Regions from separate parts of the Mus musculus genome. Here region 2 is linked to region 1. A link is a loop called in an ENCODE intact Hi-C map of the cell type or tissue named here. Cell type or tissue: heart. All regions are shown on one strand. Each heading gives the region's core, and the rest is flanking DNA. Links, peaks and the distances in the headings are about the cores only. Region 1 holds the start of Tinf2 (Terf1 (TRF1)-interacting nuclear factor 2). Region 2 holds the start of Cideb (cell death-inducing DNA fragmentation factor, alpha subunit-like effector B).

What was found. Peaks named below come from ENCODE experiments on the same cell type or tissue, not always from the same donor. Only the 100,000 strongest peaks of a DNase experiment are listed, where the experiment ranks them.
Region 2: it touches region 1 in a loop (2.5-fold over the local background); 5 of 42 quality-filtered maps call a loop at or near these places.

Annotation. Positions count from the first base shown.
Region 1 is chr14:55,678,893-55,686,892 of GRCm38, forward strand. It overlaps Tinf2 (Terf1 (TRF1)-interacting nuclear factor 2), which reads right to left and starts at 2,925. Exons shown (of 9, transcript NM_145705.3): 1 at 2,498-2,925; 2 at 2,333-2,419; 3 at 2,108-2,197; 4 at 1,903-2,010; 5 at 1,719-1,815; 6 at 1,123-1,564; 7 at 974-1,038; 8 at 622-713; 9 at 188-517. The coding sequence starts at 2,689. The coding sequence ends at 446. It also overlaps a transcript of Gmpr2 not described here and the pseudogene Gm25887. In heart, for the core only: a CTCF peak has its summit at 3,121 (motif pointing right); a DNase peak (open chromatin) is centred at 2,969; H3K4me3 peaks cover 1,827 bases; H3K27ac peaks cover 1,391 bases.
Region 2 is chr14:55,752,793-55,769,224 of GRCm38, forward strand. Cideb (cell death-inducing DNA fragmentation factor, alpha subunit-like effector B) reads right to left here and starts at 5,632. Exons shown (of 5, transcript NM_009894.3): 1 at 5,460-5,632; 2 at 5,050-5,194; 3 at 2,333-2,479; 4 at 1,919-2,109; 5 at 1,260-1,779. The coding sequence starts at 5,500. The coding sequence ends at 1,644. Ltb4r2 (leukotriene B4 receptor 2) reads left to right here and starts at 8,636. Exons shown (of 2, transcript NM_020490.2): 1 at 8,636-8,752; 2 at 9,116-10,437. The coding sequence starts at 9,132. The coding sequence ends at 10,214. It overlaps Nop9 (NOP9 nucleolar protein), which reads left to right. Exons shown (of 10, transcript NM_026403.3): 8 at 20-256; 9 at 468-573; 10 at 849-2,842. The coding sequence ends at 1,006. It overlaps Ltb4r1 (leukotriene B4 receptor 1), which reads left to right and starts at 13,170. Exons shown (of 2, transcript NM_008519.2): 1 at 13,170-13,301; 2 at 14,441-15,700. The coding sequence starts at 14,450. The coding sequence ends at 15,505. It also overlaps Adcy4. In heart, for the core only: CTCF peaks have their summits at 5,924 (motif pointing left), 7,570 (motif pointing left) and 9,917; DNase peaks (open chromatin) are centred at 7,559, 9,779 and 10,669; H3K4me3 peaks cover 2,851 bases; H3K27ac peaks cover 3,023 bases; H3K27me3 peaks cover 1,909 bases.

The sequences.
Region 1 (8,000 bases), core at 1-8,000:
CGCCAGCCTAAGCTAACTTGGTAGCAAGCAAGTTTACAAAGTGTATTCTGGCCTTAGGGATGACTGTTAGGATGGCATAAGGACAGTTTCCCTTCCAGGCTCTCTCAACCCTTCTATGTAAATCTAAACTCTTGCCAAAGGAGTAAATATGAGAAGGGCCTCAACCAGCTAAGAGAAGCCTGTTATGTTTCGGAGGAATGACCTACACAGACCTATGCAAGTCTTTATTCCCCTTCTTCCCATCAATAGTGAAACAAATCAATATTTAATTTTCAAGTGCTACAAAGCTTTCAGCAATGTAGCCAGGCAACTCAAGTCTGGACTTCCTCTTCTTTTCCACTAAATTGCATGCAGAGCTGCAGCAGAAGATGGACAGAGTGCAGAGAATATTCCAGAGGACCTGAGTGAGAACCGTTTAGGTAGCCAGAAAGGAATAGGCAGGACACTACGGGATGTAGTCACAAAACATGGGGATATAGGTGTCAAACTTCGTCTTCTGGTAGTTTTTCAAAAACTCCTATAGAGAAGAAAGCATAATTCCTATAACTGGGAACACTTCACATGTATCCCTGCCTTGTTCTGCCCGCCCTCTGGCTTGGCTTTCTGCTTCTTCCCACTCACCTTCCCTTCCTTCTGGTTATTTTCTTCCTCATCAGAGTCCAAAACCAAGTCCCCTATGGTAATAACAGAGCTACACGGGGTTGGGGACAGCACTGCAGGAAAGAAACCACAATTAAAACCTCTTTCTTAGCCTAGCTTGGTGGCCCACACCTTTTATCCCAGCACTCTGGAGGCTGAGGCAGGGGGATCTCTGAGTTCAAGGCCAGCCTGGTCTACATATCAATTTCCAGGACAGCCAGGGTTATGTAGAAAAAACCTGTCTCGAAAAAAATAAGCAGAAACAAAACCTAGACCCACTTTTAGGTGAGCACAGGCCTTGGAAAGTCCCAACGCCGTCTGGTCCAAAGCTTACCTGGTTTCTTGACTGTAAGAGGCGGTGATGAGTGTCTTAGAGGATCCACGCAATTCACACTGTTCCTGAGGTGAAGGCAAAGGAAAGGTTGGGTGAAGAAGGGAAGCAGGCAGGGAAAGTATTCCTAAGGAAGGAGAAGAGACCCTTACTCCTGCTCTGCAGCCGGTGAGTCAGGTGGGGTCTCCTCTAATGCCCTTTTCCCCAAAGGCCGAGATGGAGTCTTAGCCTCCTCCGTGCAGACTGGCTCTGTTCCCACAGAAGCTGCTGAGGCCGCACCGGGTTCTTCCCTGCTTTTAGGGTTAGATAAGTCTTGAGCTGGTAAGCCCATGTTCCTAAATGGGAGTAGCATGACTGTGGGCCGCTCTTTATGGCACGCCTTTGCCGATGTCCAATGTGATCGGGATTTTCGCTTTCCCAAAGGGGCCAGATTAAAGCGGTGGCCAGCTAAGTGTTCTGGGTGCTCCAGTGAAGCTGGCTGGTGAGGGCCAAGCTTAGCTTTAGGCAGAGGACTGTGGAATGCTGGCCTGGTTTGCTGATGAGGACTCTCTTCCATGGGCTCTATCAGATTCCCTGAGCCAGAAGTAGAGCTCTCTGAAAGATAAAATAAGATGCCTTATAAAATTAGAACTAGGTTAAAACTCAGGTTTGTGTTACAGGCCCATATAACTTCCATTCGGCTGACTCAGGTTTGGTAGAGCTAAACACTAACCTCCAAATTGCTAGTTATCTCCGCTGATCCTCTTACCTGGAAATGTCCACCCCATGTCCATACCATACTGGTGCAAAGCAACCGAAGAAGTGATGAACGAGCCCGGCTGACTCCAACTTAGAGCATCCTGAAGCTGTGGGCAAGGCGACAGATAGGAAGATCATAGTTCTCGGGGAAGCCACCCAGCCTTCCGCCCTTAAAGTGTTTCTTTCTCAACAACCTCTTGTGCTCTGACTGGAGGCAGTGCTTTCTCTAGCTGACACAAGTATTCAAACAACAGCTTTTCCATGGCAACTAGAAAGGATTCCCCATAGTCTTGTTCTAGTTCCTGTATGTGGGAAAGTGAAGCAGGTCAGATGAATTTTAGAAAACAAAACAAAACAAAACAGGAATCCCATAACATCCTCCAAACCAACCATTCTCACCTGCAGGCTCGAAGGCGGGTCCTCTGACAGGTGCTTCACAAGCAAGCAAAAATTTTCCCGTGCCTCCAAAAGCTTCCTGTCTTCTTTTGTCTGTTGAGGATATTGAAGACAGGAAAATTTGGGTGAGGAGGTGTCGCTAGGACCCAGGGGCAACTTGGTTGCATCAGGCCTGAGTTTGGTCTGCCCAAGATAGCACTCACAGCTTCGGGGTCCAGTGGTACTTACTGTTCTGGACTCTGCTGGGAAGTGATGCTTCAGGGCATTCAGGACCTGGTCCCAGGGTCGCGCCTGCAGGATCAGCTCCACCACCACCTGCACGGTACAGGGCTCAGAACACCTACCCTTTTCCAGCCGATCTTAGTCCCAACCAGACGTCCTTCTCTCTAGTACCTTGGCCTTTAGGCTCATACACAGGCGTTCATGGTGCCGGTAGCAAACCAAGCCGGGGGCAGCAGCGCGCAAGGACTGCAGAAACTCCACCACTTTCGGGAAGTGCTCTACGCGGCGACGGCGGACTACCAGCCAGCTGGCGGCGGCAGCAAACCGCAGAGACGCGGGACCTACCCCTGGAGGTGGGGCCATGGCCCGCGGGCGCCCTTTCCTCCTTTCGTTCAACCCAGGCTTCCCGGACGCTCCCGTAGGCGGAGCCCCGCTTCTCTCATCTGCACCGGAAGGTCGGCGGACCAGCTGGGCCCATTTCGCGGAGCCACGGGAACCCCGCAGTCTCCTCTCAGGCGGTGACTTAAGTGTATCAACCTGTCCAGATCACTAAACTTAAAATGCCGCCACTGAGGGAAACGCAGGAGTACGTCACTTCCGCCTGGGCGCGCGGCTTCCCTCCCCGGAAGAGGCCGCGGAGGGAGCTGTGACGTCACGAGGTCCCCTGCACTGTGAAAGTGACGTACGACCTAGCGTCACTCTCCATCACCCCTGCAAGCTGTAAACCTAGGTGTCTGAATCAGCGTCTGCCAAGCCCTTCCCGGGCCGCCAGCCGCTCCCAGGAAAAATTCTGCCATTCCTCTCGCGAAACAGAAGAGGGCGCTCGCTCGTTTCAAAAAACCAAACACAGGCCTGAGTGGTAACTCCGCCCTCCTGTCCTGACTCGCCGGTGCCTAAACGAATATAGTTTGAAATATCCTAGGGCTAGTCAGGGTTCTCCTGGACAGTAGGATGACAGCCGTTTTATGCTTTTCTGTGCCACATCTTTGCTGTTTCGTGTAGTTTATAATATTTAAGGGCTTCCTTTTCCAAGTTTCTTTTGAGCACTAACTTGATGGAGTCCTTTAGTGGGTTGACTCTTCTTGCTCTCCCCAAGGACAGAACCGGGCACACTGTGTACAGCTTTACTTTGTTGCTTAAATTAATTATCTGCCTTGCCCACCTTGCAGGAATTTTATGAAACCTGCCCATTATTTGAATGGTTTCCTCCATTCCCAGACTCATGGCTCACACTTTGCCTTGGTTCTCCAGATCAGTATTCAGAGCCTTTCCAGACCCAGTACCAAAGTACTACACTGGATGTTAATGTTGAAGTGGGTTTTCTTCATATTTTTTTCTGTCATTTCTGACCTTACCACTTTCATTTTTTCTTTAAAGATTTATTTATTTTATGTATGAGTACACATTACTCTCTTCAGACACACCAGAAGAGGGCATTGGATCCCCACTACAGATGGTTGTGAGCTACCATGTGGTTGCTGGAAATTGAACTCAGGACCTCTGGAAGAGCAGTCGGTGCTCTTAACCGCTGAGCCATCTCTCCAGCCCCACTTTCATTTTTTCTAAAGAATTTTCCCACAGAGTGTGCTGGTGCACACCTCTAAATCCCGGCGTGAGATGGGGTTTTTTTTTTTCCCCCTTGTTTTCAGTACTGTAAATACTTTACTCCCTTGTTGCTTGCATGGTTCTGGGTAGAAGTCCAATCTAGTTACACATTGTTTTTAAAGCTGAGAAATTAATTTCCTTTTTAAAGCTATCATGTATTAATTTAACTCTTTTGATACTTTATTTTTATTTAATGTGGACCAGTGTTTTGTCTGAATGTATGTCTGTGAACCATGTGTGTGGAGTGCCCATGGAGGGCAGGTGAAGATTTAAGTCTCCTGGGATGGAGGTTACAGAGGGGGGGGGGGCATGCACAGGTAAAGACAGAACAAGTAAGAACATGAGAAAGAGCCAGAAGATTAGAAAAGATTGCTAAAGTTAGTTTGAGGTCAAACAGCAATTCAGAGAAGCCAGATTGAATTAGTCAGCTGGGAGAAGAGTTTGAGCCAGAACAGCTGAGTTGAACCAGATGGACAGAAGTCAGAAAGAACTAAAAAGGGGCGAGTTTATTCAGCAATAACTCTGGGGTGGTTTGAATATTCTTGGCCCAGAGAGTAAGTGGCACTATTAGGAGGTGTGCCTTGTTGGAGTAGATGTGGCCTTGTCGGAAGAAGTGTGACACTGTGGTGGGCTTTGAGACTCTTCTCCTAGCTGCCTGGAAGCCAGTCTTCTCCTGTTTGCCTTTGGAACAAGATGTAAAACTCTTGGCTCCTTCTCTAGTACCATGCCTTCCTGGACACTGCCATGCATTCTGCCATGATGATAATGGATTGAGACTCTGAACTTGTAAGCCAACCCTGATTAAAAGTTGTCCCTTATAAGAGTTGCCTTGGTCATGGTGTCTCTTTACAGCAGTGAAAACCTAACTAAGAAAATCTCAGAGGCTGAAAACCTTCCAGGCCTAGATTAGATAGTTTGGAGGCTAGACGCTTCCATACAAGGCCTAGATTAGCAGACAGAGACAGGTAAATAAAAACTACTGTTACACACAGTGAGACTAGAGGATGAAGAAATGTTTGGAGCAATGACTAAGAAGTGTCCCAAAGTAATGATAGATACTACACTTGATCTTAGCCAAAAGGCTGAGAAGCGATTAATGATAGATACTAAACATAGATCCAGAAAACTCAGAATAGCAAGCAGAACAAATACCATCACAAACACAGAGCTGAGTGATACTCAACCTGCACACACACACACACACAATCACAGGCAAAAACAAAAGTGCTGAAACTAGTAGGAAGGAAAGGATGAAATTAGACCAGAGAACACTGTCTAATGGCCTTCAAGGTTAAGGATTAAGTTAAGGGGGGCTGGAGAGATGGCTCAGCAGTTAAAAGCACAGGCTGCTCTTCCACAGACTTGAATTCAATTCCTAGCACCCCTACTGCAGCTCATAACTGTAACTCCAGTTCCAGGGACTCTGACACCCTCATTTCAGACATACATGTAGACAAATAACAACGCACATAAAATAAAAATAAATACAGTATTTTTAAAAAATTAAATTAAGGGGATGGAGGGATAGTCCCACAGTTAAGAGCACTAACTGATATTACAGAGGACTGAGGTTCAATTCCACAAACTCTAATGTATTCCGTTACTGTACTCTCTTCTTCCTGTACTGTCTGTCTCTCTCTCTCCCTTAAGTAGCTTTCCTTTCCTCTCTCTTCTCCTGAGAGTTGGGCAGATTGTACTCTGTCAGATATTTCTCTGATCCATCATTTTGTCTGCCACTCAATTAAACTGTTTTCAAATATGACTGTTTCCTTCAACAAACTAACTTTGCCTTGATTATTTGGGATTGAAGGTGTGTATGAAGGGTTGTCTGTATTCCAGCCAGAGGGATTAAAAGTGTGTACTAAGGGCTGAGCCACACCACAGCTAGAAACAGGTTCAAATATCCTATAACAATGTGTGTCTGTGTTGAATGGACTTTCCTGGGAAGGTGAAACAGCAGCTGCTTATCCCGAATAGGACAATGACAGACCAAAGTAATGATCCTACCCAAGTGTGGTTTTGTGAACCAGTAGGTATCGCCTTCAGGCATGTAGGTGGCCCCCAAACAACATGCCACTAAAAAGACTCATCTTTCCATGAATGACAAGTTCTCTATAGCTGTAGATGGAGATCTCTTTCCAGTTAATCTTCCACACTCTATACTATTATTTCTAAGGAGCACGTGAAGTTAGGGCCCAATTACACACAGCTAGGACAGAGGTTCAGGAGAGTGGCCGGAATCTCAGGCAAGGGTCTCAGGACTCTTTCCCCTACTTCCCTGGAGGAATGTGAACAGGCTGCACCCAGATGGCTCTTACAGGTATCTTATGGTAAGCTGCTCTGGTTAAGATGGTGATGGCTGGGCTGGAGAGATGTCTCAGTGGTTAAGAGCACTGGCTGCTCTTCCAGAGGTCCTGAGTTCAACTCCCAGCCACCACATTGGTGGCTCATAGCCATCTGTGATGGGATCCTATGCCCTGTTCTGAAGACAGCTACAGTGTACTCACAGACATAAAATAAATCTTTAAAAAAAAAAAGATGGTAGTGGCTGTTCTGCTCAGCAGACAGCATTTCACAACAGTATGCTGTACCATTTGTAGTTTAACACTTCTTGGACATTATATCTTTTTTACTTTCCTCTATTGTTTGCATTTCAGTTTTGGAATCATTTCCGCTTTTTACAAAAGTTCTTATACATCCCAACGTCGCCTCAAACTTGCTATGTAGCCAAGGGTATCTCAACTCCCTATCCTTCTGCCTTCTATGTCCCGGGTGCTGAGATTACAGGTGTGCACCACCACTCTTGGCTTATGTGGTATTTTGTGCATGCTTGGTAGGCTCTTGCATGAGCCCTAGCTTTGGAAATTTTCATTGACATTGATTTCTTCAAGCTCAGAGGCTCAGTTATTCTCCCCAGGAAAAGTTCATGCCACACATACACACAATAAGAATAGATGATGAAGTAATGTTTGAAGCAACTGTGGTTCTCCTTCTCCTGGGGGTTGGGTGGGGAGGGTCATTGGCCCCTGGCCCGAGGACAGAGGAAGCAAGAGCAGAGAACAGGTTCAGACGACTGAGACAGCTTCCGTGAGACAAGTCTAGTTTATTGTTCCAGGGTTAGGGTATATAAGGGCTCTTAGGGCTAAGAGTGGAGAGGGCCGATTGATCGTAACACCGTGTGTAATTATCACAAGGGCAGGAAGTTGTGACTTGTGTGCTCAGTCATGCACGGGGTCATTCTTCAGATGAGGTCACTCTGCTCAGAGATACTCTCCAAATAAAGTTAGGCAGAGAAAGGGGAGCCCTGATGAGAAAGGGACTCCTCCATTTTGTATAGAGTTCAGAGAGCTATCAGGACATGGTGGCTTGAAACCTTAATAGCAGGGTTCTTCAACAGCAATGACTGAGAATTGTCCATAAGCACAGACCCAGAAAACTCAGAATAGCAAGAGGAGCCAAGGCACTCTTTGTCCCAGTACCAGTGTTGTTTCCTTCCAGTTCTTCCTTAGAATTCTCTGTGCACATTACCTGCCTGGTCTTCCAGCTCGTCCACTTTTCCTGTTAGAAGCCAGAGTATAGTTTTTTGTTTTTAATTAATTTATTTTATGTATATGAGAACACTGTAGCTGTACAGATGGTTGTGAGCCATGATGTGGTTGCTGGGAATTGAACTCAGGACCTTTGCTGGCTTGCTCCAGCCCAAAGATTTATTTATTGTTATATATATATATACTATAGCTGTCTTCAGACACGCCAGAAGAGGGTGTCATATGGATGGCTGTGAGCTACCATGTGGTTGTTGGGATTTGAACTCAGGACCTTTGGAAGAGCAGTCAGTACTCTTACCCGCTGAGCCATCTCTCCAGCCCCAGAGCGTAGTTTTAAAGTTTTTAGTATAATAATTCCATTCCATTTGCCATGTCTGAGTCTGGTTCTTATGCTTGCTCTGAAAATTTAAAGTTTGTGTGTATGTTTTGCTTGGGGTTTGTTTGTTTGTTTGTTTTAGCGTGCCAAAGAATTTTTTGTGGGACTTCAGATCTTCAGATGTGCCAATTAAAGAAACTGAGGA
Region 2 (16,432 bases), core at 4,209-12,208, 78 kb after region 1:
CCTATTTCTGTACTCCCAGGTTGAAATGGCCACAGCCAGAGCGCTGAGGGAGGTGACTGTACTTGGGTCTCTACTGCTCCAGCATTTGCTGTATTTTTCTAATCCTGGACTTGTACTTCGAAGTCTGAGTGCCTTGACCGGACCACAGCTTCTGACTCTGGCCCAAAGCCCCGCTGGCTCTCATGTATTTGATGCCATCCTGAGTAGCCCCTCAGTGACACACAAGCAGCGTCGTCGTGTGCTGAAGACCCTAAAGGTTAGACTTGTGCTCTAGTCCCCTCCGTTACTGCTTTAGAGAAATGAGCTGCCAATCTCAGGATTGGACCTGAGAGCTGGAGGCAGGATCAGTCCATAGTTCCTGTGTTGTTTAAACTGTGCCTCTCAGGGCTTCTGAAGTTATTTCTCCGTTTCCAGAACACACCTGTGTACTTCCCTGGAGGGACTTTACCTTCCTTGTCTCTATTCAGGGACAGTATGTGGCTCTTGCCTGTAGCCGCCATGGCAGCCGTGTATTAGATGCCATCTGGAGTGGAGCAGCTTTGGGGGCTCGGAAGGAAATTGCTGCTGAATTGGGTGAGTACCACTGCCAATTGGGTGAGTGGTTTCTAGGCTCCTTCTGTACCCGGTAGCTGATTGGTTCAGCAGATTTCAAAAGTGCAGTCTGGTTCTGCATTCTGCAGAGATGTTGTGTAGTCTCTTACTCCTCCCCTTTATCCGGCTTTAATGGGTGAGGTGTTCTGTAATTCCTGTTTCAGGCCAGTGTTGATTGAAAATGGATGGCCCTTTACCTCAAGTAGAGTTTGTCTTTAAACATGGGTGATGCTAAGTAGGAGTGGTTTTCTTTGCAGGAGAAAAGAACCAGGAGTTGATTCAAGATCCTTTTGGCCACCATGTGGCTCGAAATGTGGCCCTTACTACCTTCTTGAAGAGGCGAGAGGCTTGGGAACAACAGCAAAGTACTGTGGCCAAGCGGAGGCGGGCATTGAGCTCTATACTTGAAGACTGAGACTTGCAACGGGACTCGGTCTTGATGGGGAGGGGAACATGCTTACCCTTCCTGTTTACATTGGATCCAAAAGTCTTACTGCAGCCAGATGTAGTAACATGCACAAAACTGTAAACCTACTATTCCAGAGGGTAAAACAAGAATATCAAGAATTCAAGGCTAGCCTGCTCTGTGGCAGCTAGATCTTGTTAATCTCTATGTCCATCTGCTATTCTCTCCCCTCTCCCAAGACATACTGGTAAAGACTTTTGTATTTTTCTTGGAAATATTTTTATTTTATTTTTTAGGGGAAAGTTATCTTGTAGTAAAGCTAGGGACAGTGGCCGTTGGTATGCAGGATCTTAGGGGTAGGCGTCAGTAAGAACCTAGATGAAGCAGCGATTACGGTGGGATCAGGATGCAGGGGACAAGGCTGTGGTTCTGCAGGGTATGTGGAAGGCAGGAGTGGAGGGAAGACAGGTAGCATTCTTCAGGAAGATGTACAGGCCAGAGGAACAAGGCAGTGTGCAGATCTGTTAGGATGGAGTCAGCTTGGTTACCTAGGGTACACTGCAGACCCCAAGCCTGATGGTGCCTTTACTACCCTCCTGTGTCACATGGAACCAGTCTTTCAGCACAGGCTCAAAGCATGATCTCATTAGGAGTGGAGGTGTCTCTGCCCGTGCCACTGCCATCGATCAGCCCCCTCCACCACATGGCGAAGGGTGGAGGAGATGCCCAGCAGCATATGGCCCAGGCCTTGCAGCAGCGAGGAAGTCCAACGGAGGAGCTCCCTGGAGGGCAGAGTGGAGATCAGAGAGTTAAAGGAAGCTGCAAGGAGGTCGGGGTTGGATGCTTTGGTGTGGGGGGCTGATAAGGGGGAGTTTATGGGATACATGGATCCGAGGGTTGCATGACAGATTGGTCTCTGACCTGAGTACTCTTTTAGGGCCAACTCCTTGGAAATCACAGCTCATGGAGTAGAGTCCATAGAATGTAGCTTTCACGTTGAGGCTGCCAAAGAGGTCTCGGGGATTTTGCTTGTACACATCGAAGGTGATGCGGGCGATGTCCTTGCTGTGTTTTGGCTTCTCCCGTCCTAGGCCGTATGACAACATCCCACTCTGTGGGACATTCTCATCATTGAAGTGGACCTGCCCTCATACCCTGGGAACCACCACTAATCCTGTCAGTGCCGGATCTGTCTTCCCAATGTCATCTAATGGTTGATGTCCTTCACAGCTCCCCAGAGCCTGTGCCCCCACAGGTCAGTGGTAGGCCAGGGAAGAAGCCAGGGAGGACCAGAAAGGAGTGGAGACCTAAGCAGCCCCACTGTGGGGCTCTCACCTTGGGGCTCCAGCTCTGGCCCTGCTCAAGCACCATCAAGCACGTGTCGTCCTCCAGCAGCTGGAAGAAGTCCTCACTGTCCACAGCAGTCCCATCCTCCTCCAGGACCAGTGTTAGCACTCCACGTAGCAGCAAGGTCTCCAGGACCTGTCAGTGACAAGAGGCAGGAAGGGAGGCCCCGTCAGCCTCACGCTGGTTGGCATATCAGCTCTACCTCCAGGTGTTTTGCCATCTTCCCTGTAGGGGTTTTGTTTGTTTATTTCTTTTTTTGAGACAGGGTGTTGGTGTAGTGCAGCCTGCTCCCAAACTTAGCAATTCTGTGTTAGTTTGCTGGGTCCTGGGATTGTAGACATGAACACTTCATCTCATCCTTCCTAAAAGTTGCAGTTCTTTCTTTGTGTAGCTTTGGCTGTCCTGGAACTTGGTCTGTAGACCAGGCTGGCCTCAAACTCAAGAGAGTCACTGGCCTCTGCCTCCCATGTTCTGGGATTAAAAGTATGTGAGACCATGACCACCCAACAGAAATGGTAGCTGTTGATAGACCTTCACAGAGCAGACCTACCTATCTACCCTCCTTCCCTCCTTCCCTCCCTCCGTACCTACTCTTGCTCCTCTCTGAGCCACTCCTACTGGAACTGAATGACAAATCAGTCATAGCCGGGTGTGGTAGTACGCCTACAGTCCTGGCTGCTCAGGAGGCAGAGGCAGGGGGATCACTGGAGTCCAGAAGTTTAAAACCAGACTTCAACAGTTTTGGACCCTGACTCCAAGTCTGTCCAGATGAAACCTGTCTGATCTATCTTATCTGCAGTGTCGTCCTATGCTTTCCTGTTCTCTACAATTGTTTTCTAAGTTAGCACCATTTAACCTTCCTGAGGCCAAGTGAAACTGTTTGCCAAGTGCAAACGTGTGAGCCATAGAAGGAACGTCAGGGTTAAGGTAGTGAGGCTAGGAACAATTGGGTGAGAAAGAAAAGGCTTTGGCTGGGTAGAAACAGTCAAGGTGACCAGGAGGAGCGGGGCTCTCACTGACTCCTGTAAGGCCCTCTCAAGGAGCAAGCACGAGGTGCTGGTCTAAAACATGTGATTGGTTGGCCAGCTCTACTTCAGTTTTAAGGATAGCTCCTAAAACCTGCACCTCTCCCAGGAATCAGATTCCGCAGGACCACCCTGTAGGGAAGGAGCTGGGCGGAGGTAACCATACATCTTAGTGGCTGTGCCTTCTGATAGACCTCTTGTGACTGAGCATCCTTGAAGCTGTGCTTAAGTCATTCCCTTGCACCAGAAACTGAGGCCCCAGGGTTTTGACCAATGTGTAAACACTATCAAAGGGAATCTTAAACAGACCTGACCTCACATTGATTATCCTGTGGCTTGACACAGCTTCCTTTAAATTTTTATTTTATTTTTAAAGATTTATTTTATTTATATGAGTACACTGTAGTTGTCTTCAGACACTCCAGAAGAGGGCATCAGGTCCTATTACAGATGGTTGTGAGCCACCACGTGGTTGCTGGGATTTGAACTCAGGACCTCTGGACGAACAGTCAATGCTCTTACCCACTGAGCCATCTCTCCAGCCCCTAAATTTTTATTGTTAAATGTTTATGGGAACTATGCTTATGTGAATGTGTGGAGAAGAGGGCATTGGATTCTCTGGAGCTGGCGTTACGTGGTTGTGAGCCACCAGGTAGGTGCTGGGAAACTCAACCTGGGTCTCTGGAAGAGCAGTGCATGCTCTTCACTGCTGGGCTCTCTCTCCTTTCCCTCACCTCTTTTCGTAGGGACCACATGAGAAAATACTCCAAAAGGCAGGCCCAGTCCACTGTGATTTGGGGAAGAAAGCCACCTAACCTCAAGTCACCTAGCACAACACACCTCGGGCTGCTTCCCTCCTTAGGGCAGGCCACTCTAATCTCCAGAGGATTCTGCTTAGCTTTACTAACTAGATTGTTAAATAAACATCTGCTCCAGTTGTCTGTTGACTGACCTCATTAAAAAGATAAAAGCTGAGATACATCCCCTGTCCATGTCTGTCAACTATAAGGACTTTCCATTTATTCAGTAATTGTAAAAGACAGTTTATTCGACCCTTGTGTAGACAAACTGAAGGCTGGAGCTGCGCTTCAGAAGAAATTGTTTGCCCAGTCTGCTGAAAGACCTGGCTTTGATGCCCAACATTGAAAGAGTTTTTTTAGGTTTTGAGGCATGCGTCTTTAATCTCAGTGTTTGGAAGCCTGAAGCAAGAGGATTCTATTCTTGAGTTCAAGGTCAGCCTGAGCTAAAAAGTGAGAGCCTGTTTGAAAAACAAAACAATAGGTTTTGATAGGTTGAATATTTTCCCATTGTTTGACAGCTAACAAGTGGCAGAAACAGGATTTGAAATTGGCTTTTTCATAGAAATCAAGGGCTGGGAATTTAAATCGGTGGCAGAGCCCTCGCCTAGAGTTTTGATTCCTAGCACTATGAAAAGACATACAAGTTGCCATGACTTCTGAGCCCATCTCTCCAGCCCTTGTTACCTACTGTTCCTCTGCCAAAGAAAGCCTACTACTCAGAGACTAATTTACTCAAATGCAAACAGGTCACTGGCTTACTGTTTCTTCGACCTCTGAAGGTGTGGCAATCATGGAGCCTGCACACTTCCTGCTCCCTGACCCCACTATCATGAGTCCCATGGCTTCCTTGTTCTAGGAACCCAGAAGTTTGACCACTTACCTTATCTAGCAGTTCTTGGAGGCTGGCAGCTGTCAGTCCTTTCCGGACTGTCCGCTTATGATCACAGACACGGAAGGGTCGCTGAGGTGGAGGAGCTGAGTTCCAGACCCTACGGCTTAACTCCGAGCTCACAGTGGATACTGACCTGATGGTTGGAAACAAAACAGGAGTAAGGAGGGGGGGGGGGTTGGCAAACTTGTTGATAATGGTGGGGGGTGGGGTAGCTAGAGGGTCTAGGTTTACAGATCCAAAGGAGAGACTTAGAGGGAGAACAAAATAGTAATTTAAGAGTCAGAGGGAAAAAGAGAGAAATCTGTAGAGGAGATAGGGAAGTGAGTCTTCCTGGGCTGTTTTGCCTTGTCTGCCCATATCCCTAGGGTTGACATATAGAGGCAAGGGTTAGACATCACCTTAGCAGGCCATTGGGGTTGAAGGCTGAAAGGTACTCCATGCAGAGGGATGGGGGAGGTGACTCTCTCCCTGTTGCTTTGGGGCTGGGTGCTTCTCTGTTGTTCTTGCTTTTTTGTATAAAGCTGAGATCTTAGCCCTGGTAAAGTGAGAGGTGAGTCAAGCGTGGACTCTGACCCCCTTGCCTGGTCAGTAAGAGGGACAAAGTCGAAGAGGGTAGGAGGAGGAGCCTATGTGAAGTGGTAGAAGTAACCAAAGTCCGCCGTTTGTGTCTCTTTAGAGATGTGAAGGATGAAGTTAGATATTTGATCCGCCGCCCCCTCATCCAAATACAGTTTTACTTTATAGTCCACACTGGCCACCTTGAACTCATCTTCCTATTAGAACAGCGTTAGAACAGTTTCTGGCCCACAATCCCAGAGATGGAACATTCCATGTGAGCCCTGCTGACTGCCGCCACCTACTGGAAAGTTATAAACTTCAGTCTTTGGAAAAGCCTGGGCTAAATGTGCTGAAGAGACTTGGAGACTATGAAAGGAGGGACACTGTGTCTGATGAGAGACTGGATTCTGATCTACAGAACCAGCATCACCAGGATCCTTTCTGGAACCCTGGCCTTCCTGCGTATCCGCTCTTTGGTTGGAGAAGGATTGGCTAAACATTTTTTCTTTCTGGCTTTATTCTCTTGAAATGCCTGCTTCAGTGTCTATGAGCCAACACTACTCTCATCTTTTTTGGTTTGCTAATTAAAAATGTATCTCCAGCAGGGCAGTGGTGGCGCACACCTTTAATCCCAGCACTTGGGAGGCAGAGATGGGTGGATCTCTTGAGTTCGAGGCCAGCCTGTCCTACAGAGTGAGTTCCAGGACAGTCAGGACTGCACAGAGAAACCCTGTCTCAAAAGACCACCCCTCACCCCCAAAATGTATCTCCAGCTATGATCCCCACTACACTAATCAGAGGAGTGTCAGGACTTTAGCCTTTAGCACAGAGAGAGAGACAGAGAGAGAGAGAACACATGCATATGGAAGCTGGAGGACTTGGATATTGTTCCTCGGGTAACAACTTTTTCTTTATTTTCTTTTTATCTTTCTTTTTCTTTTCTTCCTTCCTTCCTTTCTCTCTCTCTTTCTTTCTTTCTTTCTTTCTTTCTTTCTTTCTTTCTTTCTTTCTTTCTTTCTTCCTTCCTTCCTTCCTTCCTTCCTTCCTCCTTCCTTCCTTCCTCCCTCCCTCCCTCCCTTCTCTCTCTCTCTCTTTCTTTCTTTCTTTCTTTCTTCCTTCCTTCCTCCTTCCTTCCTTCCTTCCTCCCTCCCTCCCTCCCTTCTCTCTCTCTCTCTCTCTCTCTCTCTCCCTTCCTTTCTTTCTTTCTTTCTTTCTTTCTTTCTTTCTTTCTTTCTTTCTTTCTTTCTTTCTTTCTTTCTTTCTTTCTTTCTTTCTTTTAGACAAGGTCTTCAATAGGCCTGGAAATTGCTGTGCTGGTTAGGATCATTGGCCAGTGAGCCCTAGAAACCCACTTGTTTCCATCTGCCAACACCAGGATTACAACCCATGTACCCCTTTAAGATGGTTTCTGGGTGCCGAATACAGGTCCTCACACTTGTATAGCAAGGACTGAGCCTCTCCTCAGTCTAAGAATTTTAGTTGTGATGGCCAAGGTTTCATGTCTGATGTTAACTGTAGCCACGATGGATAATTGCACAGAAACTGAGATTTACTGTTAGTAAACCCCTTAACTGAGCACAGTCCCTGTTCTCCTGACTGGGAGCCTCCAAGGCTCTCCTAGTTCCCTAGCTTCTTGAGTCCTGAGTATCCCGAGCTTATCCCCGTCCCGCGGGAAATAAACACAGGACACACCAGGTTCTTCCACGGTTAACTTTTACTTCTTAAACATAGTGAGGTAGACAAAGAAGGCTCAGAAAGTGTGTGGCTTAAATACTTTTGGTGACGTGTCTAAACTAGGACTGGTAGCAACACCCATGATCCTCATGCACCCTGGGGATAGGTTAAAGCCCCCAGGGGTTGGGCAAAAGCCCCGGAGACGGACTGGTGGCTTTGGCTGGCTGTGTTCTCGCAGCTGCGCACAAAGAGGTTTAGCACCATCTAGTGGCGGCACATATATTGCAGCCCTTTACACCTGAGAAACACAAAGTGCCTGGACAGCTTTGTGACCTAGCCAGCTTCATTTCTCATGCCAGCTGGAGCCCCAGCCAGGGCCACTTCAGGCACCAATCAAGGGCAAATTATAGGGGTATAACACCTCTAGGGCAATCCTCCCTCAATGGGCATGCCCTAGTTTTATTCTGCCTTAGGTATTCTGTATACCTCAGGGTCCTGATGGCTAGTCATGGGGAGCAATGCATTGGATTGTTCTCCTCTTCCTGGTGTGTGTGACACACACACACACACACACACACACACACACACACACACACACACAGAGAGAGAGAGAGAGAGAGAGAGAGAGGTGGAGGTCAGAGTCAGTGTTAGAATCTATTGAGCTAGAATTCCAAATAGTTATGAGCTGCCTAACACGGTGCTGGAAAACAAACCCAGGTCCTCTGGCTGAGCAGCAAATGTTCTTAGCCACTGAGCCATTTCTTCAGCCTTCTTCCTGATCTTTTTTTTTTTTTCTTCCTGATCTTAATATGTTCCGTCCCTCCCCAGTGTTATGATCTCCACCCCTAAACCAGGTTGTAAGCTCTTATTACCCAAATGCATAGCCTTAGGCCTGAGCATCATGTATTACACTGAAATGTCACCGGCAACTGAGTAATAGCTGTAGGGTGGAGGGGCTCTGACAGGCCCCCAAAGAAACTGAAGCAGAAGAGGACACTCCGCAGGAACGGAAGGTTGAAACAAGCAAAAGGAGAGCAGCTGGGAGAGCGCCTTGTTTGGGTTACTTCTCTGTTGCCTGCAAGCCATGGAGGCTAGATAGAACATAAACATTGCAGGAGGTGGGCTGAAAGGACTGGGGCCAGAGGTGGGGAGATGTGGGAGCAGTCGTTAGCAGGTACAACTGCTCTTCTCCGCAGGCTGAGCCTTCTCTGCACCTCAGCCTTATCCTGCTTCCTGGGGAGGCTGGCCTCCACATGCCTGGGCCTGTCAGTGATGGGAAGGAGTAGGATGAAGGAGGGCCCAGGGTGAGCACCATCTTGTCCCTCTCCATTCTTGACTCATCCTCTCCGCAAATGTGACAGGCACGGGGCAGGATTAGGCACCTCATCCACAGCAGCTGGCTTCACCTGTCACCTTCCTAAATCTCTCTGCGCCCCCCAATGCTGTTCTCTCCCAGCGGGTAAGTAGATCTGCCCATTCTCCTTTACTCCTTACAGCCACCTTAGCCCTGAGATACAAAGACTGAGATTAGATACAGAGGCAGGTATGCAGAAGGCCAGAAGTGGAGACAGTGACTGTCTACAACGGAACTGGGGAACACCAGTGCCTTGGTACCAGCGACCTCTGGGAACATACCAAGGTGGGAAGGTTTGACTGAGGACAGAAGCCACAGGTTCTAAGGAGCTGTTTGAATTGGTTTCTTGGAGAGAAGAGAGGCAAGGTGACGAGAACTTGGGGGAGGCACGCTCCTTCTCATCTAGCATCAGAGGTCGTGTGGGCTTTTGCCCCAATCCTGAATGTCCCCTTCCCTGGATTCTTGCAGCTCTCCCCCTAGAAGGATGTCTGTCTGCTACCGTCCGCCTGGGAATGAGACACTACTGAGCTGGAAGGGCTCGCGGGCCACCGGCACTGCCTTTCTACTGCTGGCGGCGTTGCTGGGACTGCCAGGCAATGGCTTCGTAGTATGGAGCTTAGCGGGCTGGCGGCCCACGGCGGGCCGGCCACTGGCGGCCACACTTGTGCTGCACCTGGCCCTGGCCGACGGCGCGGTGCTGCTGCTCACGCCGCTCTTTGTGGCTTTCCTCAGCCAAGAGGCTTGGCCCTTGGGCCAGGTGGGCTGCAAGGCGGTGTACTACGTGTGCGCGCTCAGCATGTACGCCAGCGTGCTGCTCACCGGCCTGCTCAGCCTGCAGCGCTGCCTGGCTGTCACTCGGCCCTTCCTGGCTCCCCGACTGCGCAGCCCGGCCCTGGCCCGCCGCTTGCTGCTGGGGGTCTGGCTGGCCGCCCTGGTGCTCGCCGTCCCGGCCGCGGTCTACCGCCACCTCTGGGGCGGGCGCGTGTGTCAGCTGTGCCACCCATCGCCAGTGCACGCAGCTGCTCATCTGAGCCTGGAGACCCTGACTGCCTTCGTCTTGCCTTTTGGGACCGTGCTCGGCTGCTATGGCGTGACGCTGGCGCGGTTGCGAGGAGCGCGCTGGGGCTCGGGGCGACAAGGCACACGGGTGGGTCGTCTGGTGAGCGCCATCGTGCTGGCCTTTGGCTTGCTCTGGGCTCCCTACCACGCGGTCAATCTCCTACAGGCGGTGGCCGCGCTCGCTCCGCCGGAAGGACCCCTGGCCAGGCTCGGCGGGGCGGGCCAGGCGGCGCGCGCTGGAACTACAGCCTTGGCTTTCTTCAGTTCCAGCGTCAACCCAGTGCTCTATGTCTTCACTGCGGGGGATTTGCTGCCGCGGGCCGGGCCTCGGTTCCTTACTCGACTCTTCGAGGGCTCTGGGGAGGCCCGAGGGGGCAGCCGCTCTAGGGAGGGTACCATGGAACTCCGAACTACTCCTAAGCTGAAAGTAATGGGGCAGGGCAGGGGCAATGGAGACCCTGGAGGCGGAGATGGGGGCAAGACGGAGAAAGACAGTCAAGAATGGTAGACAAGACCCTAAACCCCACCTTGGGGCTCCCCTACCACTTTTCATTGTGTTCCCAGAGCTCTGGAGTACTTGAGGACCCTTCTCTGATTGCAGTTTGAGTTTGGCTGAATAAGGATTTCTCTATCTGAACCTGATTCCTCCAAACCATGGCATTGTGAGGGTGACTGTGGCCTATGTTCAAAATTTGTGCTTACAGTACAGCCTGGATCCGTGTACCAACACTATTTACACGTTGCCAGTAGCTATTCTTGTGAAATACCCTGGGAAGCCATTCGCTGATGGCTTAAGTGTGCTCCTGGAGTGTACTGAAGCTCTCTCAAGCTCTACCAAGACAGGTCAGGACTGGATGGTGTCAGCCTTCAGCGGCTTTCTGTCCTGCCTCCCCATCCAGGTCGTCTGCCTCCCCAGGCCTATCTGGAGAACCACTTTAGAGTTTGGATGGGGGTGGATAAAATCTATTCTTAGAAGCATTTAGGAGGAAGAAACTGGCCTACGAGCAGGGAAGGAAGTCTGTGTAGCGTGAAGGGAAAGTGTTCCTGCTTGACTGGTGGTTGGCACTGAGACAAAAGCACATGGCTGGATGGGGGTGCAGGAACCTGGGACCCCAATACTTAACACTTCCCTCTGACCCTGGGCTCATCCTTGCATACCCCCTATAAACCACCAGGCCTACGAAGAAACCCAGGAGCCAGAGGTTGCTTTAAAAGGGGAAGTTTGAAGATTGTTTTTTTTTTTTTTCTTTTTTTCTCCTGAGACAGGGTTTCTCTGTGTAGTCCTGGCTGTCCTGGAACTCACTCTGTAGATCAGGCTGGCCTCGAACTCAGAAATCTGCCTCCCAAGTGCTGGAATTAAAGGTGTGCGCCACCACGTGTGGGGAATGGCAGGGGTATCTGGAAAACTGAAAGCCATGCACAGGAAGGCAGTGCCTTCCCTTTCTCCGTCTTTTCTTCCTGTTGTTGATGTTCCTCACCCTTCTCTATTACTTCTAGCCTCCATCTTTTGGAATCTCTTTATTATCAGATCTAAAACCTGAATGACCCCTTTGATTAGGGGGAAAGTAGAATGCAAGGTTTTTGGGTTTTGGTTGTTGTTGTTTTTTTTTTTTTGTTTTTTCCTTTAAGGAGCATCATGGCTGCACACACAACCAGTCCATCCTAGTTGGCTCAGACCATTCTTCCTAGCCCTCAGAATTCCTGTTCCCACATGCATCAGTCCCCAGCAAACTGAGACAGCTGACCTCCCAAGTGGCTACTCTGGGCTCTACTTCAATGGTATTTCTCACCCTTCAGGCAGAGGCCGACACACACACACACAAAAAGGAAACTCAGTCTCCAGGGTCATGCTACAAACACCAAAACCAGGGTTGACGTGACTTCTGAATCAGGGAGGAAGTGTGCTTAGCATGCCTAGGCTCTGGAGGAGGAGGGAAGATGGCTTCCCAAGGAAGATGGAGTGGGGAGAAAGTGCAAAGATAACCCACTGTCCGCTAGGAAGGGCCGTGGGTGACCCTGGAGCTCTGAACCCAAAGCTTTATTCTGAAACACAGAGTCCGTCCTGTCCTGGTGCTCTGGAGCAGAGGTTCCTGACCTTCCTCTGCTGTCTACTCTCCACCTTACACACCCCATGTGGTCAGAGAGATCCTTCCTCAACTCTGCCCTCTGTTTTTGCTGTGGTTTCAGCTCCCCTTTTCATCATATCCTCTGCTTGACAGTTACTGGGCCAATGCTGATCTGGCTTTTCTCAACTGACAGCAGGTGAGGGCACTGGGGGACAAAAGGGACATCAGTGATCACCATTATGCTGCTTTGCCTAAGAAGTGACAGAGTGAAAGACAAACAGAAAGGCCCGTGCAGACTGGAGGGCTGTGTTCTTGGTGCTACGGGACACTTCAAAGAGAGCCAGCATCCTTTCTTTTGTCGAGGGGAGTAGAAGGCTGTGGTGGCTTTACAAATTCTTAGATGCTCTTGTGGTAGGGCTGGAGGGAGGTAGGGCTGCTGGCCCTGAGCCATCCTGTCTCTTCTTCATTCTCAGTATCCCCTAGCTTAGCCCACATTCTCCCTGTCAGAGTTGAAACCAGACGGTACAAGGCTGTAGGGATACAGGAAAGAAGTGTGGATTCTTGCCTAGATCCCAGAAGGAAAGTCCACCAGGGCTGCTAAATGGCCTGGGTAAGGTAAGGGGAAGACATCCGTATTTTGTGTCATGAAGGAGATCAATTAGACTTTGATGTCTCTCATAAAGAATGGAGAATTGGTTAACCTGGAACGGGCAGTGCTGGATGTGGCTTGTCTCTTATAGCCACACCACAGTTGTGGTCTGACCTGCCTGAAGTCAAGATTAGGTTGTGGTTCTCTTCTTTCATTTTTTCACATTCTCATTGATATTCTTTCTCTTTGTAACCCTCCTCCTCCTCTCTCTCTCTCTCTCTCTCTCTCTCTCTCTCTCTCTCTCTCTCTCCTCTCTCCCATATAGCCTAGGGTGGCCTTGACCCCAATATGCTGTTTTTAATACCATGATACCCTAACTCACAACAATACACAGAACATAGGCGGTCAACCTAATCTAAAAGCGCATTAATCAAAAAACTACAGCATGTGCAGGTTGTTAATGTGAAGTACAAAGATAATATTTTTAAAATCAGCAGTCTCAATCTTAGCCTTCTCCCTTGCTTCCTTCTCCTACAATTCAATCCGTAACTTTGCTCACTCCTCCTGTCTAGACCTGCACTTTTAGACCACACCCCAAGCCAAGTCACTCCTGGCACCCCTCTTTCCTACTTCACTGCCCCTTTCTGGCTACTACTCACTTAGCCCCACCCAAAGAGTCTTCCTCTCTTTTGGACTGCGTTGGAACACAGACTGTCCCACCCCAACAGTGAAGGGAGGTGTGGGGGTTTTCAGCCTCACCCTCAGGAAGATGCTCCCCCGCCCCGCCTCCTTTGCTCTGCTCTGTGGTACTTCCTCTCTGGCTGACTTAGCTGACAGACCTAGAAGTGGGACCAGGACCCTGGCACTAAGACAGATTCAAGGATTGTATATCCAACAACTAGACAAGACATTACCTTCTGATCAGCATCAGGGAAACCCTGTAAGTATCCTAGGAATGATATGGTGTGTGTGTGTGTGTGTATTTGAATATGTTTATGTGTATGTGTGTGAGTATGTCAGTATGGTGTGTGTGTTTATGTATGCGTCAGTGTGTTGTGTGTGAGAGAGTCAGTATGGTGTCTGTGTGTGTGTGTGTGTGTGTGTGTGTGTGTGTGGTGTGTGTGTATGTGTGTGTGAGTGTGTTTATGTGTGTGTGTGAATGTATGTCAGTATGTTGTGTGTGTTTATGAATGTGAGTGTCAGTGTGTTATGGGTGAGTATGTATGTGAGTGTGTGTGTGTGTGTGAGTGTGTGTGTGTGTGTGTGAGTATGGTGTGTGTGTTTGAGTGTGTATGTGAATGTCAGTGTGTTGTGGGTGAGTGTGTGTGTGTGTCAGTATGGTGTGTGTGTCAATTATAACTTGAAGAGATGGTGAGACAGAATCCCCAAAGAAAGCCCGACCTCTGTAAAGGGATGGTTCTTGTCCATTAACTCTTCCCTGCCCTGCTCTTCCTGGTGCCCCATGGTCAGCTCTAGAGAGTGTGGGTAGGTGACTGGAGAAAGTGGACAGTGGCCTCTTGGGAGATAGAGGAGTTAGCCTTTCAAGGCGTGCACAGTGCTGAGGAAAGTCTCCCAGCCTGGTGCTGGGTTCCAGGCTCTCTTAAGGAAACGAGTGTGAAGGGTTTTGGAAATACTGCTGTTGCTGTACATTTTGCAACTGGGTCTGAAGCAAAGAAGGGGCCCCACAGCCTGGTTAGGAAATTAGTCTTTCTATTCAACCAGGCGCCTTTAAGACAATGAGGTTGGCAGGGCGTGGTGGTGCACGCCTTTAATCCCAGCACTTGGGAGGCAGAGGCAGGCAAATTTCTGAGTTCGAGGCCAGCCTGGTCTACAGAGTGAGTTCCAGGACAGCCAGGACTACACAGAGAAACCCTGTCTCAAAAAACCAAAAAAAAAAAAAAAAAAAAAAAAAAAAAAAAAAAGAGCAATGAGGTTGACAGTGATGGGGTGACATATTTTGAAGGTGCCTCTGAAACTTCTGATTTTGGAGACCAGAGTACTCCATGCTAGTTTGATGTGGCTGGGGGTCAAGAATCCTTTGGCTTTCCCCTCATGGGTGTGTCCACTTTCACTCTCTAGGTCCTTTTGATGGCTGCAAACACTACATCTCCTGCAGCACCTTCTTCTCCTGGTGGCATGTCCCTGTCTCTGTTGCCCATTGTTCTACTGTCTGTGGCCCTGGCTGTGGGGCTTCCTGGCAATAGCTTTGTAGTGTGGAGCATCCTGAAAAGGATGCAGAAACGCACGGTCACCGCCCTGCTGGTGCTGAACTTGGCCCTGGCCGACTTGGCTGTGTTGCTCACTGCTCCCTTTTTCCTCCACTTTCTGGCTCGAGGCACCTGGAGTTTTAGAGAGATGGGTTGCCGCCTGTGCCACTATGTCTGTGGAATAAGCATGTATGCCAGTGTCCTGCTTATAACCATCATGAGTCTGGACCGATCACTGGCAGTGGCCCGCCCCTTTATGTCCCAAAAGGTTCGTACTAAGGCCTTTGCCCGATGGGTGCTGGCAGGCATCTGGGTGGTGTCTTTTCTGCTGGCCATACCGGTCCTTGTGTACCGTACAGTAAAATGGAACAACAGGACTCTGATCTGCGCTCCGAACTATCCCAACAAAGAGCATAAAGTCTTCCATCTGCTCTTCGAAGCCATCACGGGCTTCCTGCTGCCCTTCCTAGCGGTGGTGGCCAGCTACTCTGACATCGGGCGCAGGCTGCAGGCTCGGCGCTTCCGCCGTAGTCGCCGCACCGGCCGCCTGGTGGTGCTCATTATCCTGGCCTTCGCCGCCTTCTGGCTGCCTTACCACCTGGTGAACCTGGTGGAAGCCGGCCGCACAGTGGCCGGCTGGGACAAGAACAGCCCTGCGGGGCAGCGTCTGAGGCTGGCCCGCTATGTGCTCATCGCGCTGGCCTTCCTGAGCAGCAGCGTGAACCCGGTGCTGTACGCGTGCGCGGGCGGCGGCCTGCTGCGTTCGGCGGGCGTGGGCTTCGTGGTCAAGCTACTGGAGGGCACTGGCTCGGAGGTGTCCAGCACCCGCCGCGGGGGCACTCTGGTCCAGACCCCGAAGGACACACCTGCCTGTCCTGAGCCTGGCCCCACCGACAGCTTCATGACTTCCTCCACCATTCCTGAGTCTTCGAAGTGAACTGCAGTAGGCTGGGTTATGACACAACTCATAACTCTGGCCTGACCCACTTCTGTACCTGGAGGAGAACATGTTGGGGACTGGGCTTAAGCGGAAGAGAGGGAGGGGTGGGGCAAGTCAGGGCAGAGAGACAGGATGCTCTGGCCTGGCTTCTGCAGGCAGCTTCACGATTAAAACTAAAGTCTGAAATCGGCTAAGCCTGTGAGTGAGGTGTGTATTGTGGGGATACTGAAAGGTTTATTGGTCTTAGAGAGGGACCACTCTGGTGGAGTCCCTCTCAACAGTTCCTTAGTTCCCTGTGATTGACAATTTTCGAAGGGACACATGGGCCGATATAGCCCTATGTTCCTAATTCTGAAATAGGTCACCTACATCCCGCTTAGAGAAGCACACTACTTACTCCTAAAGGAGTTTGTTATAAGAACTCGCTGTGTGAGATCATCACTCCAGAGTCATGACTCAGGGCCCTTCTGAGAAAACCAGCTCTTGTGAAATGTCTTTGCTGGCATTCCCGGTAAGTAGCCTTGATTGTTCAAACCTAACTTCCTGCCTTGTCTTCGAGGCAGTGGTCTTCATCCTCTCAGCAGAGTCCTGGGAGATGGTTTTTCTTCTCCCCATCTCCCAAGGAAGTCTTGCTGGGGACTCTGGTCATCAGATGCTATCATCTAGAATTCTGGGGCATCAGTATCTGCCATCTTTCAGAAGCAAACCCCAGTAAAACAAGATTCCCCCCAGAAAGAGAGGCCTAGGAAGACGGCTTGGGAGGAAACGGTGCTGCATCCGGAGGCTACAGATGCTCGGAGACATTTTATTGAGGATCTTCGAAGAGGGGAGCTCAGGTGCCTAGGATGCTGAGGGAGATCCGGTCCGCGTCAGGTCTGTGTTCAGGAAGTAGGTACAGAGTTCCCCTTTGCCTTTGACCTTGAT